Regions from separate parts of the Homo sapiens genome. Here all the other regions are linked to region 1. Evidence: chromatin contacts called from ENCODE Hi-C or POLR2A ChIA-PET data. All regions are on one chromosome and are shown on one strand. Each heading gives the region's core, a stretch centred on a gene start or an enhancer-like site at or near the end of the contact. The rest is flanking DNA. Distances are from core to core; before and after follow the strand shown. Region 1 holds the start of EEF1AKMT1 (EEF1A lysine methyltransferase 1). Region 2 overlaps CRYL1 (crystallin lambda 1). Region 3 overlaps CRYL1 (crystallin lambda 1).

Region 1 (2,814 bases), core at 146-2,645:
ACGGTAAGGTGGAGGCCCTCTATAGAGAAGCACCATTCACGCCATGGGATCAGAGTGGAGGGCCTGAGTGGGGAGAGGAGTGAAAGAGCAGGTGGAGCTTCAACTCGGCCTCAGGAAAAGGTAAGGATGAAGAGTGAAGACTTCAGAAAGATGGAACAGCATGAGCAAAGGGGCGGACACGTTAGCTTGCAGCATAAGCAGGGATTAGCTGGCTTCTCAGGGGCTGTGGTTAGTCTCTTTTTGGATAAAATTACTCAATTTCCATGTTATCAAATTTACTTAGGGCAAAACCACCATACTGTAATTTCAACATTCATTCTTGTGTGAAATTAGGTTAAGATAGTGTGATTCAGAGCAAAGAGCATTAACCTAGGAGCCATCCCAGACTCCAGTAAACCGCAGGAGAGCAAGGCTCCCTCTATGAATGGGTAAGGCCTAGATATTCTCCAAATACTTTTTATAAATTGCTGGATGATTCTCCCCTTAATCCAATTTACGTCCAGAAAAGGGCCAAAGGTTTTCATTCTGTTTTCATCTTTGAGTCCCCCTGCCTCAAACAGTTCCTTCCTTCTTGCTTTCCAGAATTCTATTTATCCTGTTTTTAAATTAACTTTAAAAAGGAGGTAATGCTTACAATGAAATGCAGGTCGTACGTGTGCAGTGCGACGTTGTGATGTACGCCCCATGTAACCACAACCCCTATAAGGAAGGCCTTCCTGTCTGACATGTGGCTCCCTCCCGGTAGGGACCCGCTATCGTCCCAGCACTTCTTCTGCACCTCCGAAGCTACTGCCCGTTTCGCAGTAAAGCCGCCCGCGTCCTAGTCTACTCCACCTCGCAGCACCCGCATCCTGCAAGGGACCTGCCTCAGAAGCCCCAGCGACAGGCGCCGCGGGTGCCCGCCCTCCAGGAGCGGACAGTCAGGCCTGGGCATTTCGCAAACTCCATCAGCGAACTTCTGAGGGCAAAGATGAAAAGGACAGCAGGCCGAGTCCTGTTTCTACTCGGAGGGAAGGGAGGCCTCCACGCGCTGCCGTAGCCTGGGGGTTAATTTCCCCGTCAGCACCAAGGCTGCCTAAGGCCCGGGCGCCAACGTGCGCGGCACAGGACGCGGCGCCTTCCGGCGACCGGGACGCGAGGCCCAACAGCGCCTAACACAGCAACCAGGATCCACTCTCAGGCCGGCGCCAGCTCCTTCCCTCAGGAATCCGCCAGCCACTGCTAATTAAACTCTTCCACCACTACCACCCTGGAAAAAAGGTGAGAAACAAACACACAAAAGGCACCTAACCCAGTCCAAAACGCCTCGGCGGCGCGCAGCCAACCCTACAGCTGCGCCCGAACCCGCCACTCACCAGCCGCGCGTGCGCAGTCGCCCAGACTCGCCGTGTGCAGTGGGAGTGGCTAGCCAGTCTCGCTAGCGCAGGCGCAGGCCCTCCCGCCCAGGCCCTTGCGCAAGGCAGGCCATCTCCCCGCAGCGTCTCAATCCCGCGTTTACAACACTGAGGGCCGTCTCCAGCCTGGAGTCGTTCCTTCGCTTGTCTCATCAGCCGCCCCCAAGAATGGTAGCAAAAAAACAACAACAACAAAAAAAATGAAGGCCCTGGCAGGGCGCGGTGGCTCACGCCTGTAATCCCAACACTTTGGGAGGCCGAGGCGGGCGGATCACCTGAGGTCAGGAGTTCGAGACCAGCCTTACCAACATGGTGAAACCTCGTCTCTACTAAAAAATACAAAAATTAGCTGGCCGTGGTCGCGTGCGCCTGTAATCCCAGCTACCCAGGAGGCTGAGGCAGGAGACTCGCTGGAACCCGGGAGGCAGAGGCTACAATGAGCCGAGATCGCACCACAGCTACTCCAGCCTGGGCGACAGAGCAAGGCAACATCTAAAAAAAAAAAAATTAAGATCCTAATTAAAGTTAAACCCACTATTTTGCACTGAGTCACGTAGATTTTCAAAGTCAAGGCTTCATTGGTCGATTGTCTGCTCAGTCTTTTTAAATCAAATCGTTGACTTTAAATGTTGACATCAAATTGAGGCTTTGGTAAAATTGACAGGATTGGCGGTAGCGGGGGGGAACCTTTAAAACTTGTTAGTCTTTCAGAGTCTTCAGTTTTGAATGAGTTGGTCAATATATGTATTTAGACATCAAGCGCCGTAAGTATGTATGATTTTTGTCAACAACACCTTAATTATCTTGCACATACAGGCACTGATTATTGAAAGGTTCCCTTACGTTTTAGCAGCTACCAAATTATAAGTGATACAAAGTATTTGTTTCCAATTCCCCAAGAAATCAATCTGTATTATGCTTCTACCCTCTCTTTCCTCCATTTTCTTTACCAATTTCATGATCTTGCTAAATTTTATATATTCTGCTGAGCAATGTGAAAATCCTTTCTGGTATAAGGTAAGGATATAAACTGTTCAGCTGGCAAATGATGCTATTCAGTAAGTAGTTAATGAAACAGGTTTATAACATTGGGTGTACTATAATTTCTATTTTAAGAACTGTTTCCAGTTTATAATAACCCATGCTACATTTTGACTTTGTTTTGAATTGATGACAAGTCTATTAACCAAATATTTCAAGATCAGGTGTATTCTGGAAAAGGAACAGGAAGAAAATATATTTAAAAAACTAAAAGAAATTTAACACAAACTGAGAAACAATAACCAACTTTTATGAGTGCATTTTTTATGGAGGTGGTGTTCAGTAAATAAGACTGCCCTAGCTTATAACTACTTTAACAGAAGTTTACATTCAGTCAAATTGAGTCTGAAACAGTAGATCATTTTCTTTCAAAGCTGAC
Region 2 (2,814 bases), core at 186-2,685, 350 kb before region 1:
TGTATTTTTTGCATGGCCTCATTTTCATTTGCTTTTCTCATTTTTCTTCATACCATTCTTCCTCATCCACTTCTTTTTTACTAATTCCCAGCTTTTGATCTTCTATTTTGTTTTGCTCTACTTTTCCCCCAAACTTGGTCCTGAATTTTCACATTTTTCTTGTGCAAACACTACAATAACTTTACTACTACTATCACCAGCAGGAACACAGACTTGCTACCCAGGAATTTGGATGAGGTTCTATTCAAGTTCTTCCACTCCTCAGCTAGAGTTTGGGCATAAGTCCACTGTCAACTGAGAAACAGGAGAAAAATTAAGAGTCAGGAGTCACAAAAGGTTTTATCTTAGGTGAGTGTCAAATAAAGAAACGCAACAGCGAGAAGTAGAGTACTCTGCCACCTTCAGCCCTACGAGGGCGACATGAAGAAAGCACTGGGCTTGTGTGGATCACCCCAGGGCAGCGGCCAAGAAGAAAGGATTACACCAGCACGTCCATCTCAATCTCTAGTGAAAGAAAGGATGGAACAAAGTTAAATCTCGGTGATTTTCTCATCTCCAGAGATGTTCAAGGACAGACCCAGACAAGAACAGTCACTTGCACAGAAGTAACTCGAGCATGAGCTAGGGTACTAGACTATCCCTCTGAGAAACATCCAGCCCTAGGGTCCTTGCAAATGCTACAGGGAGTAACAGAGTTAGAGATTAAGTTTATTATTATTATTATTATTTTGAAATGGAGTTTTGCTCTTGTTGTCCAGGCTGGAGTGCAATGGCAGGATCTCGGCTCACTGCAACCTCTGCCTCCCAGGTTCAAGCGATTCTCCTGCTTCGGCCTCCAAATAGCTGGGATTACAGGCATGCGTCACCACGCCCAGCTAATTTTGTATTTTTAGTAGAGACACAGTTTCTCCATGTTGGTCAGGCTGGTCTCAAACTCCTGACCTCAAGTGATCCACCCGCCTCAGCCTCCCAAAGTGCTGGGATTACAGGTGTGAGCCACCACATCTGGATAATTTTGTATTTTTAGTAGCGATGGGGTTTCTCCATGTTGGTCAGACTGGTCTCAAACTCCTGACCTCAAGTGATCCACCCAGAGTGCTGAGATTACAGGTGTGAGCCACCACATCCGGCCTAGATTAAGTTTATATTGAGAACTACCACAATGATTCATGAGTCTCTCATGAGAAACTAGTTGGAATTATGAGTTTGTTCCCTCCACTTATACATACTGTACCCACATGTTTTCGTTTTCTATACTCTTCACCACATGTTGCTTCCCCCACATGCAACAGGAAACTGGCTCCACGGCAAGGGTGAAAAAGATCTGACCCAGTGGTTCCCACCCACGCCACCTTCCAGGGAGAAGGTGAGGCCAAGATGAGACTTTAATAAGTCGAAAATAAAAGACTGCTAAGTGCTGCCCCACAATTACTCACAGGCTTGTGGTCAGGTTTGTGAGCTGCTTGGCCTGTTGCCGGCACTTACAAGCTTTCTTGGAAGCAAGACACAGACATTCCTGCGGAATGACTTGAGCAAATTTTGCTAACGCTACAAGGGTTGATTGAACACCACCACATTGAACTGATGCAAGAGGACACTGAATCACACCCATAAAACACCCGTCCTGTCAAGAGTCTTCCAAGAGGACGCGCAGGAGTCAGCGCTCCGGGGAAAGAAGATGAGAAACACCAGGTGGACCACCCTGGCCAGGCTGCTGGGAACAAGCCTACGTGCACAGCTGCCGGAGGAGAGGCGGGTCTCCCCTCTGGGAGGCATCTCAGCTACATCTATCAAGTTATAAAAATGTTACTCTCCCGCAGGCTGAGCCCACTCCCAGAATTATTCCAGAAAAGACTCCAGAAGAAGAAACCATATGTGCATAGAGGCTCACTGAGGCCTGACCTTAAAACATCCCGCAGTAAGGGAAAGATTGGATTTAAAAGAAAAAAAAAAAAGACCAGCTAAATGAAATATCATAAAGCCATTAAGAATGAATAAAAACTTGAGTAGCATGTTCATAATAGAGACTAGACAGGAACAAAGGAAAATGAAAGCAATTGACTTAGGGTAGAGCAAACACAGGTGGAGTTTTTCCCTTTGACTTTTCTTTAAAATAGAGGTTGTGTGTGTGTGTGTGTGTGTGTGTGTGTGTGTGTGTGTGTGTGTGTGTTTTGAGACAGAGTCTCACTCTGTCGCCCAGGCTGGAGTGCAGTGGCGTGATCGCAACTCACTGCGACCTCCGCCTCCTGGGTTCAAGCGATTCTCCTGCCTCAGCCTCCCAAATAGCTGGGACTACAGGCCCGCCACCACGCCTGGCTAATTTTTTGTATTTTTAGTAGAAACAGGATTTCATTGTGTTAGCCAGGATGGTCTCGATCTCCTGACCTCATGATCCGTCCGCCTTGGCCTCCCAAAATCCTGGGATTACAGGCGTGAGCCACTGCGCCCAGCCTAAAATAGAGCTTTTAAATAGAAACAAACAAACAAAAAAAAAAATGGAAAGGAAAGAGAGGAAAGACTTTGCCCTAATAAAAGGGACATTCCAGAGTACTTCAGGCCCCAGTGCTAATTCCCTGGTGCACTTTTTCTTAGAACACTGTGTGTATAATGATGCTTTTAGGGGGAAAAACAACAGTATTATAGAGTTTGAAAGAAAGGGAAAGCCTCGACTTTTACAACAAATACAACAGCAAAAAGAATCCATCATTGTGTATGAATGTGAATACATTCACTTCCATTCTATGAGGGTAGTGATACTTTAATTGAGGGGTCCTCTGGGAATACAGTTTACTACAATAAGTTTTGAACCAAAGA
Region 3 (2,814 bases), core at 217-2,716, 300 kb before region 1:
GGATGGCCATCACCAGGCTACAGGGACAGGGAAGGAGCAGACAACTGGACAGGGAGGAGGGAGCCATCCGCCACCTCAGGAGCACCGGGAAGAGGGCCTCCCCGCATTCCCAGACCCCATCACACCCCGTGTCTCTCCCTCCCTGGCAGGGGTGGCAGGCATGCAGGTTCCAGCTGGAGTCCAAGCGACCTGGCCCAAAGGCTGATTCCACCTTTGGGCTCTGGGGTGAGATCTTTATCCTGTCATTTCTAAACAGATAATCCATTCAGTCATCAACAAATGTTTATTAAGTTCCTGCCTCATGCCAGGCACTGTTTTAGGTACTGGAAAAACAGCAGTAGATAAAGCAATCAAAAATATTCCTGAGGTGTGCAGGCAAAAATGATTGGGGGTGGAGAGTGGGTATGGCATGGAATAAATACTAGCACCCACTTTACGGGGGTGTCGTGAGGACTGAAGTGGGTCATTTTGTGTTAAGAGTGTGGCACAGGACCTGGTCCATGGTAAGGGATGGATGCACAGTAGTTCCCATTAGCTGCGGGTCATAGGCCAAGACTAAAGAAGAGCCATATCAGCCTCAGGAGGCCTTGGGAACAGAGGGGAATCACCTGATGCTGTGCAACTGGCTCTGGCCAGGCTCAGAGAAACCAGGGACCCTTTCAGCGGAAGATTCCCACCCACCACCTACCAACTAGGATGGCAAGATAGCAAGTGCCTTCAAACGCGAGCAAAGCAAGAAGCAAAAGGCCGCAGGACGAGTCCCGGTGACATATCCACAAATCACAGGCAGAGAGCCTGTTAAAGGAAGGCTGTGTAAGTGTACTCAGTCAGTGGAAAGTGGACTTGCTCCAGGAAGGCCACAGCCTCATCCTGGCCTGTGTCACCTGCCCCACGCACACGGCAGTTCCGGGGCAGGTCCTGCGCACGCGGCAGGAAGGAAGGAAACCACAGTAGGTCTCTCAGAGGAAACCACAGTAGCAGCCTCCTCTGCCAAAACAACAGAAATAGCTACTCCAGTGTCCCAGGTGTCTTCCCACACACAAATGTGCAATGCGATACTTGCTGAACGCCAGGGCCTCTGAAAGGCAGGAAGGTAATTAGCTGGGAGTGGTGGCATGTGCCTATAATCCCAGCTACCAGGAGGCTGAGGCAAGAGAATCACTGGAACCCGGGAGGCAGAGGCTGCAGTGAGCCAAGATCGCGCCACTGCACTACAGCCTGGGTGACAGAGCAAAACTCCATCTCAAAAAAAAAAAAAAAAAGGAAAAACGAAAGGCAGGAAGGTCTCTGCTGGGCAGCAGGGACTGATACAGGTCAACCAGACCCATAAGAGGTGAAAGGCCGCCCCTTGAAAGAAACCTTTTGATTTCCCCCAGTGGTTCAAACAGACTTACTGGGCAACAAGTCTTTGAATATTGACTTTCAAATGAAAATAAACACAGCAAGGCAGCTCTGCGTCAGCAGATATGCTCCCAGCGTGCTGATACCGCTAGGTGAGCAGCAGGGAGCCCAAGCCGGAAGAAAAACATGCAGCAGGGCCAGCACCGAGTTCTGCAGGTGTCCCTTACTTTTCATTAACATGAAGCTCCCAGATTCCCGCTTATGCCTCATACCTCTTAAAAACGCAGGCTCAGCAGGGCGAGGTAGCTTATGCCTGCAATTCCAGCACTTTGGGAGGCCAAGCTGGAGGATTGTTTAGGCCCAGGAGTTCAAGACCAGCTTGGACAACACAGTGAGACCTCGACTCTACTAAAAAATTACCTGGGTGTAGGCCGGGTGCGGTGGCTCACGCCTGTAATCCCAGCACTTTGGGAGGCCGAGGCGAGTGGATCACGAGGTCAGGAGATCGAGACCATCCTGGCTAACATGGTGAAAGCCCGTCTCTACGAAAAATACAAAAAATTAGCCGGGCGTGGTGGCGGGCGCCTGTAGTCCCAGCTACTCGGGAGGCTGAGGCAGGAGAATGGCATGAACCCGGGAGGCAGAGCTTGCAGTGAGCCAAGATCGTGCCACCGCGCTCCAGCCTGGGCGACAGAGCGGGACTCCGTCTCAAAAACAGCAACAAATAATTACCTGGGTGTGGTGACACATGCCTGTAGTCCTAGCTACTCGGGAGACTGAGGTGGGAGGATCGCTTGAGCCCAGGAGTTCAAGACGTCAGTGAGCTATGATCACACAGCTACATTCCAACCTGGGCAGCAGAGCAAGACCTTGACTCTAAAAATCTTAAGTAATTAATTTATATATATATATAATATTTGTATAAACTAGGCACTGTTTTAGGTGTTGGAGAAATAGCAGTAGGTAAAACAATCAAAAATATTCCTGAGGTGTGCAGGCAACAATGATTGGGGTTGGAGAGCGGGCATGGCATGGAATAAATACTAGCACCCACTTTACATGGGCGTCCTGAGGACTGAAGTGGGTCATTTTGCATAAAATGGGCGGCACAGGACCTGGCCCATAGTAAGAGATTGACACACAGTAGGTATATATACAGGCAGGCTCCATGGTGTATTTAATATTACATATTATCATTTAATAATGTTTAAAATTAAATATATAAAAATATTTTTAAAAATATATTAAAAATATATATAATAAATTTTAAAAAATTATTTTTATATTATATATTATTTTGTATACTAGATAATATATAATTGTATAATAGATAATATATAATATTCCATTATGTATTCTATTATATATTATACTAAAATATAATATACTATAGTATATAGATAGTATAATATATATTATATGATAATATATAATACTATACTATAAATACTACCATATGTATTATAGTATATA

Evidence for each region. A loop is a pair of places that touch in the nucleus more often than their neighbours do. ChIA-PET counts read pairs that join two places held with the same protein, here RNA polymerase II (POLR2A). Pooled maps may share reads with other maps.
Region 2: a pooled map shows a loop between it and region 1 (7-fold over the local background). The contact joins the enhancer-like site here to the promoter of EEF1AKMT1 in region 1. A Hi-C loop is called at or near these places in 1 of 37 single-sample maps with no recorded cell type and 11 of 50 pooled maps. POLR2A ChIA-PET finds 5 or more read pairs at or near these places in 4 of 52 experiments (B cell, activated CD4-positive, alpha-beta T cell, activated CD4-positive, alpha-beta memory T cell and 1 more).
Region 3: a map of CD8-positive, alpha-beta T cell shows a loop between it and region 1 (15-fold over the local background). The contact joins the enhancer-like site here to the promoter of EEF1AKMT1 in region 1. A Hi-C loop is called at or near these places in 5 of 168 maps with a recorded cell type or tissue (CD4-positive, alpha-beta T cell, CD4-positive, alpha-beta memory T cell, CD8-positive, alpha-beta T cell and 1 more) and 11 of 50 pooled maps. POLR2A ChIA-PET finds 5 or more read pairs at or near these places in 8 of 52 experiments (CD4-positive, alpha-beta T cell, CD4-positive, alpha-beta memory T cell, CD8-positive, alpha-beta T cell and 5 more).

The regions. Positions count from the first base shown.
Region 1 is chr13:20,772,566-20,775,379 of GRCh38, forward strand. It overlaps EEF1AKMT1 (EEF1A lysine methyltransferase 1), which reads right to left and starts at 1,396. Exons shown (of 5, transcript NM_001318939.2): 1 at 1,356-1,396. RefSeq lists an enhancer at 751-970.
Region 2 is chr13:20,418,581-20,421,394 of GRCh38, forward strand. The region is part of intron 5 of CRYL1 (crystallin lambda 1); the gene reads right to left. Among named protein-coding and RNA genes, the nearest start is that of MIR4499, 14 kb to the right of the region's middle. RefSeq lists an enhancer at 447-1,646. Within about 2 kb of position 1,436, at least 17 of the 41 ENCODE cell types and tissues checked have a DNase peak (open chromatin) inside an H3K27ac peak, as active enhancers do.
Region 3 is chr13:20,475,110-20,477,923 of GRCh38, forward strand. All of the region lies in intron 3 of CRYL1 (crystallin lambda 1), which reads right to left. Among named protein-coding and RNA genes, the nearest start is that of MIR4499, 43 kb to the left of the region's middle. RefSeq lists enhancers at 997-1,196, 1,267-1,316. Within about 2 kb of position 1,467, at least 9 of the 41 ENCODE cell types and tissues checked have a DNase peak (open chromatin) inside an H3K27ac peak, as active enhancers do; they include CD4-positive, alpha-beta T cell and CD8-positive, alpha-beta T cell, where a contact is called at or near this core.